Regions from separate parts of the Mus musculus genome. Here regions 1 and 2 are each linked to region 3. A link is a loop called in an ENCODE intact Hi-C map of the cell type or tissue named here. Cell type or tissue: left cerebral cortex. All regions are shown on one strand.

Region 1 (2,500 bases), 270 kb before region 3:
AGGAAACCGTATCAGGCGGACAGTGGGCAACGTTTACGGAGCACTTTGTAGTTGGTCTTGTACAGGCAATCCACACACCGTTCTACTCCACACCAATCTCCTGCGTCCATTTTACAGATAAAATAAGACTCAATCGCTTCTCTTCTGCATCCGTTCGTACCTCACTCTCCCTCTCTGTACTTCAGTTTTCAGAGCCCACGCCAGGGCATCACTGCTCCCTCCCACACCTTCTGGTTAGTTGTTGTTTGGTTTTTCAAGACAGGGTTTCTCTGTGTAGCCCATGCTGTCCTGGAACTCGCTCTGTAGATCAGGCTGGCCAGGAATCCTGAGATCTGCCTGCCTCTACCTGGGTGCGGGGTTTAAAGACGTCTATCACTGCTGCCTGCTGGTTTGTTATTGTTTTTATTCACAGTACTGTTTCAAAAAGCCTTACTTCCACCCCTGGACAAACAAGCAAGAAAACAAACGGACAGCAGTAGAAACTCGGGTTTGTTCAGCATAGCATTCTCGGAGGCCTCTAAGTACAGTGGCACACAGTAGGCACTGGGTAGCTCTTCCTGAAATGAATGCATTTCTGAAGGAGCTAGTATGTTTGACCTCTGCGGAAGTTAACGGTGACAGCTACTTTTGGTTCTGAAAGTGGATTCAGGGAGATGAGACACATACTTCACTTGATGAAAGCTTCTGTGAGGAGGGTTCCAGGTCACCCCTGGAGGAGAAGGAAATGGGGTGAAAAGGCAGAGGGAAGAAGGTCAAGGGAGGATTGGTGTGAAAAGGTGGGGAACACCTGGTGAACCAGAGGGGCCGAGGGGACACAACACGGGGGCATGCTGCTTCCTGTTGGGTCTGAGCAGGACAGAACTTGGCTCTTAGAAAAGACTAAGGGTGAAAAAGGTGAACACAGAGGGGGGAAAAAAATGAAATCCAGGCACTCAGAGGTGCCAGCGGGAGACTAGAAGTAGAACGGGGTGCTCAGAGGTTGTCCACTGGGGAGAATGCAGACGGGCGCAGCCTGCAGGCTGGGACCAGGCAGCACAGGGCACGAGGGTCTGGGGATGCCAAGAGGCGCCGGGTGGAGCTCAAGGGAGTGGGGTGCAGGGGCGCGGAGGGGCGGTGCAGCAGCCGGCGGGGCGGCCCCGGTGGCCGTCGCTCACTTCCGGGAGAGCCGGGCGTCCTGGCCACCGCCCGCTTGCAGCTGCCAGCCCTCCAGGGCCGCGGAGCCTGTGAGCGCGCAGGCCAGGCCACAGACCAGCGTCTGCGCAGCTCGGACCACCGCCAGCCACCATGGGGGCGTCGGGGCGGCTGCTGCGCGCCGTGATCATGGGGGCCCCGGGCTCCGGCAAGGGCACCGTGTCGTCACGCATCACCAAACACTTCGAGCTGAAGCACCTCTCCAGCGGGGACCTGCTCCGCCAGAACATGCTGCAGGGCACAGGTGGGAGCTGAGACCGAGGGCTGGCGGCGTGCGATCGTCCCGGCGGGGCTTTGCGGGCCGGGGTCGAGGGTCCTGCGACGCGGGTGCAGCGCTCCCCGACCTCGCCTGGGGAAAGAGCCGTTGCGCCCCGAATCCTCTGGCCTCCGTGGGCAGCTTCGGGTAGATGGGGGAGGGGGAAGGAAAGGACTAGGAAGTTCAAAGACTGAAGGAAAGCCCTTGGCTTTGTTTTTAGAAGCTCATTCGACACAGCTGGCAGCTGCGGTGGGGGTCCAGCCGGGGGGAGCTGTGCCTGTCTCTCCACGTGTCCTTGTATGCAGAAGGCAGGCTTTGGCTCTGCCAGGGCTAGCTTCTTTTTTTTTTTTTTCCCTACACCCCCCCCTCCCGCCCATGGTAAGCTCCGTGGGATCTTGTAATTCTGACCTTTCTCTCTGCAAGGTCAAGTATTACTTATTTTCATTGCAGTCACAAAGTTGGCTTAGATTTTGATGCCCCCAGACATTTCTTAGTCACTAAAGTTGTCCTTGTAACAGTTACATAAACGATTGCTGTGTTTCTCCTTCCAAAGTCTTCTAACTCAGCACAAAAAATCTAGCCAACACTTTACAAAGGGTGGGTTTGTGGTAAGTTCTATTTTAAGAAAAGCATTTTTAAATTTATTTTTTGGGACAGTGTCATTCGATGTATTCAAGGATAACTTTAACTTAAGTTTGACATCCTCCTGTCTCAGCCTCCCTAGTGAGTGCTGGGATTCCAGGCGCCAGCCAACTAACAGCTGTAAACTATTTTTTAAAAGCTTGCACTAGATGTGTTTCTCCACAATAGTGTTGACCTTCAATTTCAAACTAGTGCCTATTTTGAAAATTCATTTGAAGCTTATTTACACAGAAATAATACCTGTTCAAGGTTTTAAAAAAAAGAAAGTAAAGGCCAGGGAGAGGAGGGAAGACAGAAATGTATAAAGTAAAAAGCAAAGTTTTCTCTTAGTCCCTACCTCAGCCCAGAACCTCGGAGAGAAACAGTCTATCTCCTTCTGGAAATGTCTTTGTGTAAAGCTCCTTCTTACAA
Region 2 (2,500 bases), 200 kb before region 3:
GTGCCGTTAGTGTGTTTCTCAGCTGGCAGTGTAGCTCAGTGGTAGAGTACAAGGACTTAGGTCCTACCCCTGACACTGTAAAACAAAGCAAAACTTATCTCCCATAACTGCTTGAAGAGCAGTTAAGTCTAGAGCAATATTGCAACCTAAAACACTCTCTGATGACGGGAACAATCTCTGCATTGTCTGTGTAATAGTCACTAGCTATGCGTAGCTACTGAGCACTAGGAATGTGACCAGAGCAAGCGAGGAGCTAGACTTTATGTATTTATTTATTTATCTTGCTTTAGCTAACTTAGTTATATGTAGCCACTATATTAGACAATGTGACACCAGTATCCTGATTGAACTTAATGTCAATTTCTTTTTTTTTTAGTCTTAAATGCCTCCAGATCCATCTTTTGAATAATACAAGTCAGCATGTAGTACTACCATAGTGATGTAGTTAAAGTTGTTCAGTGGGTCTATATAGATAGTAGTAGCCTGATCCTTTAGGGGGAGTTTTCCAAAGGATGCAATTTTAGTCATTTTTAACATATAAATGTCATGTTTACGGTTCGTTAAAAGCAAGGGAAGAGTTCATTTATTTATTCATAGTAAAAGAAAGGTACAATTTCTTCTTGAAATATTAAACTGTGCAAAAGCTGAAAAGTTAAAGTTTTAAAGAAAGACGTTGGAAAAGGATAGACATAAGATATAGTTTTGGGTTTGTTTGTTTGTTTCTAAAGGCCGGGGGTTGTGCACAAAAATCAAACAAATTTAGTGTTCTACAAACTCATGATTGCTGAATTGGCACAAAGACCCTTCCCCGCGCTTTATGACACCAGCACTGAGTCACAGAAGCCCCGCGGCTCCTAGTTCCTGAGAAGCCCTGACCTCTTGGGCAAATTTTGCCCGCGTGGGTCTGATGGGGAAAGATGGAATTTCTTGGAACCATTCAGACAGCGAGTTACTGTGGCTCCAAGAAAGACTGTGGCTTGCAGTGGCCGCCCCCTGCTGGGCAGGACCCTGAGGTACAGGAGTGCTACCAATCCTTTCACCTGCCCCGCTGCCGCTCTGCTTGGAGACCCAGAGTCTTCTACAAGGTCGCCACCACCCAGAAAAGCCAGGAGGATAGCGCAGGCGACCAGGGGCTGTCCACAATTCTGCCCTCGCTCCACTCCCCGCACTTCAATCGTTATACCCAACGCGAATGGGACCGCTCTAATGATCTGCTGATCAGTATTGCAGAGGCATCGCGGCTCCGCGCCAGCCGGCTGACAGACGACTCCCTGCGGATCATGCAGGATAAGGAGCAGCTGACACGCCAGATGCAAGAGGGAACCTTCCGGAACCTGGGCCAGAGGCTCTCCGACATCCGCTTCTGGAAGTCCGGGTTGTGTCATGAGCGGGACATGCTGATGGCGGAGATCAACAACTTGAAAACCCTCAAGATGCGCTTGGAGTGCGCCGCTAAGGAGGTGAACTGTCCCCTGCAGGTGACCCTGGACTATCTGTACAGTAAGGAGAAAAGGATCGGGATTAACCTGGTCCATGACAACGGGGAGAAAAACCTTCTCCGGGTAGCAGATTTACTTAAATGTTGCCAAGATCAGATGAGAAAATTAGCTAAACGAATTGATTCCCAGATGCAAGATAATCGAGATGTTCAACATGCCCTAGAGCAAGACATCGCAGACAAGAGCTCTGCACAGTCTATTGAGGAGAGATGTTTAAACCTAAAAAACACATCTGAATCCATTAACTTCTTCCGTGGCATGGAGAACTTTGACGAAACGGTCTCCGTTCCTGAAACCTGGGCCAAGTTCAGCAGTAACAACATCAGACACGCTCAGACTACGCGGGCCAAGTCTGTCCAGCTGCGGGAGGAGGTAGAGCACCTGTTTGAGACCTTGACAGCCCAGGTGTGGAGGCATTTCACCAACATCAACCTGGCCTACCAGTCTGCCCAACCTGGAGTTCTACAGGGGTGTGGCAAACACCAAATAAGACCCAGCAGCTGCAGAGCAGTCTTCTAGAAAGGCAGACACCACTAGTGAACCAGCAGTTCAATCCTGAAGAAACCTCTAGCCCTTTTCTTTTCTTCTTTTTTTTTTTTTTATACTCAGTCACCTTTATTAGTTATACCTCAGGTTATTTTTTTAAATAATATTTCACACCATTAAAGCAATCACACCACATTAATTAAATTGATGCATCCCAAATTCATGCGTCTTGATCTTTACAGGTGATAAAGATTACATCTCAATAAAAAAAAAATCCTTCGATGTCTTGCTTTGATGTTCTCTTTAAAAGAATTATAATGAAGAACCAATTCTTTTCATTTTTGTTTATGGGGGAAAGAGGAGGAGATAGCATCTTGCTGTGTAGCTTAGGCTGCACTTGAAAATTCTATTCTGTCTCAGACTCTCACCGCCAAACCTCACACTTGAAGGGCTGTTTCAAAGGTTTATTCTATCTCCTTCCACAAGTCGGCATCGAAACACCCAAGTATCCTTAA
Region 3 (2,500 bases):
TGTACAGGAACAATTCTATCGGAGGACATAGCATCCTAAGCCTGTGAATAACTAGAAGTAATAATCCAATAACTTCTGCCAGATGCACAGGTTCTTTGTTACCCAGATGAGTCATAATCGTTCATGACCTGAGACTAGAGAGGTCTTGGGATCTAGGAAGACAGCTATTACTGTTATTTTTATAAAGAAGCGTAGCAAAAAACCAAACAAACAGAAAACGGAAAGCAAACATGAAAAGGGCTCCTAATAATGTATTGCTATACCCATATGTCAGCATATCTCTCAGCCCTAGTCAGAAAAGCTTCCTCTGTAGCAGAGAGGAACTAACTCTGAGACCCATACATGAACAATGGCCACAAACTTTGGCCAACCCAGCCCTAAATAGAATGTCTTTCTCAAACTCTTCCCTTCAAGGCTCAGGGATCCAAGAGCCAGAGATGGTGGATGCCTTCCAGACACAACAGGAGGGCTGATGCACACATGAACTCACACAGACTGTGGCAGCATGCGTTAAGCCTGGCACACATTCAAGACAGACAAAATCCTGACACGGAGAAGGGGAAGTGGACACTAAGTCCCACCTCTAACCAAGAAGCTGTTTGTAATACCCACTGGGAACAGGAAAATCAGTTTCTTCTAATGGAGCAATGATAGATATATCAGCTACACTCCATGACATTCTGAGGAGCTGATGGTCAACACAAAATGGACTCTATGTGTGTGTGTGTGTGTGTGTGTGTGTGTGTGTGTGTTGCTTTTGTTTATTTTGTTTTTGTTTGTTCTGATTTCTTTTTAAAGAAAGAACATGAAGTTGGGTGGCTATGGAGGATCTTGGAGGAGTTAGGGGAAGGGGAAAGGATATGATAAAAATATATTACACAAAAAGATTTAAGCCAACAAATAAAAATAAGAACTTCATAGTAAACTTAGATATTTGCTTATCCAGGGATAACAATGGTATAGCAGTGGTAGACATAAAAAAGAAAATTCAGCTTTATTCAACTCAAATGTTACTGAAAACTGGCAAGATTGTAAAGGGTGATTTAAGAAGACAAAGAGGTCGAACCCAGCTTCTCTCACTCGTCCATTAAGTGGATCCTTCCCTGGTCACTAGGATACAAACACCAGGAAGCTAGTGCGATGACCTCTGCTCTCTTTTAGTCTTGTTTCTCCAGTGAGGCCTGGCCACCAGAACACACACCACTGCTTGCTCTCAGAGAACCCAAGCTGTGTAGAGTCCCTGGTTTTCTTGGCAAAGTTTGTGCACTTGAGAAAGGGAGGCAAACAGGAAGTGTAAGCATAGAATCAGAGTTCAAGAGAAGTCCAGCGCAGTTGTGGGACACGATTTCCAAGGAGCTGGATATATTAATTAGGTGGTAGTGACACCACCTGGTCATCATGAGCATCTTCCCTCACACGGAACACTGGGAAAGGAATAGACTTGGCTTTTCTGCTTAAGCCATGTTAGATGCAATTGCAATTACATCAGAGGTACAAGGGCCTTGATCTTGAGAGGTTTAATCATCTATGCAACAGAAAAAAAATGCATTAATGCTAACTCCCTTACTTCAGCAGTTTGACTCTGGAGATTAGGAGGTATGGAGTCCTGATACCTCGACTTCTCTGGGCATCCCAACGAACACTCAGATCAACCCAGGCAAGGCTTTGATGGATAATAAACCTGATAAAATACTAAGGAAACCATGGAACAATAGAATTATAGGTCATTTGGAACTCATAGAATAATCTATGAGAAAGAGATCCTTGTAGGTTTGTGTGAAAAGCAAAATTAAAACAGCAACAAGAAGATGTGGTCAAAGTTTCACTTTTCTTGCAAGTCTCTCCCATGGACTCTTTGGCTGTCTCATCCCAATACTAAATCAAAGAACTCAGGGCAGTGAGTGTGGTCACTCAGCCCTGTAATCCTGGGACTTGGAATTTTAGCTTTCTAGTGAGTTTGGAGCCAGCCTTGACTATATAGTAAAGCCCTGTCTCGAAACACACAAAAGATTAAGAAAACAACAATAATACTAAGACAAGAAAAATGAGGGACTATTCTGGGTTGTCTGGAATATTCTAATCACCACTGTGTACAACCTTCAGATTTCCACTACTGGAAGAAATTCCTAAGATAAGCAGTTCACAAGGAGAAAGCACACATTTTTGACATGCAATTTCAGAGGTCCATGGGCACTTAGCCATGTCGCTCTGGGCTTGTGGCAGTTTGGCATAGTACAGCAGGATCATAATACAGTGCAAAAGACTTGTCACCTCATGGTGTCCAGAAAGCAAAGAGTGGAAAAATAGCATCCTTGAAGAGCATGTGCCCCAGGGAACTCTCCTCCTTCCACTACCCCTCACATACTAAACGTCTACAGCTTCCATGGATGCGGCCATTGAGGCTTGAACACATGGGCTTTTTGGAGGGCAGTTATGATCCAAACTAGTAATATACTACTTAACAGTGATACAATTATCCCATTTAATCTCTATTTTAGAA

The links. A loop is a pair of places that touch in the nucleus more often than their neighbours do. Peaks named below come from ENCODE experiments on the same cell type or tissue, not always from the same donor. Only the 100,000 strongest peaks of a DNase experiment are listed, where the experiment ranks them.
Region 1: it touches region 3 in a loop (2.7-fold over the local background); 9 of 42 quality-filtered maps call a loop at or near these places.
Region 2: a loop joins it to region 3, with 4 times the contacts of the local background. A loop is called at or near these places in 16 of 42 quality-filtered maps.

The regions. Positions count from the first base shown.
Region 1 is chr19:29,046,614-29,049,113 of GRCm38, reverse strand. Ak3 (adenylate kinase 3) reads left to right here and starts at 1,153. Exons shown (of 5, transcript NM_021299.2): 1 at 1,153-1,435. The coding sequence starts at 1,285. It overlaps 1700018L02Rik (RIKEN cDNA 1700018L02 gene), which reads right to left and starts at 1,631. Exons shown (of 1, transcript NR_028360.1): 1 at 385-1,631. In left cerebral cortex, a CTCF peak has its summit at 1,009; DNase peaks (open chromatin) are centred at 1,158, 1,626, 2,005 and 2,131; H3K4me3 peaks cover 2,032 bases; H3K27ac peaks cover 2,111 bases.
Region 2 is chr19:28,974,022-28,976,521 of GRCm38, reverse strand. It overlaps the pseudogene Gm3621 and the pseudogene Gm4844. Among named protein-coding and RNA genes, the nearest start is that of 4430402I18Rik, 7.4 kb to the right of the region's middle. In left cerebral cortex, a CTCF peak has its summit at 994 (motif pointing left); DNase peaks (open chromatin) are centred at 1,010 and 1,233; H3K4me3 peaks cover 540 bases; H3K27ac peaks cover 380 bases.
Region 3 is chr19:28,775,900-28,778,399 of GRCm38, reverse strand. All of the region lies in intron 2 of Gm35922 (a long non-coding RNA gene), which reads right to left. Among named protein-coding and RNA genes, the nearest start is that of Gm35922, 17 kb to the right of the region's middle. In left cerebral cortex, a CTCF peak has its summit at 1,392; a DNase peak (open chromatin) is centred at 1,355.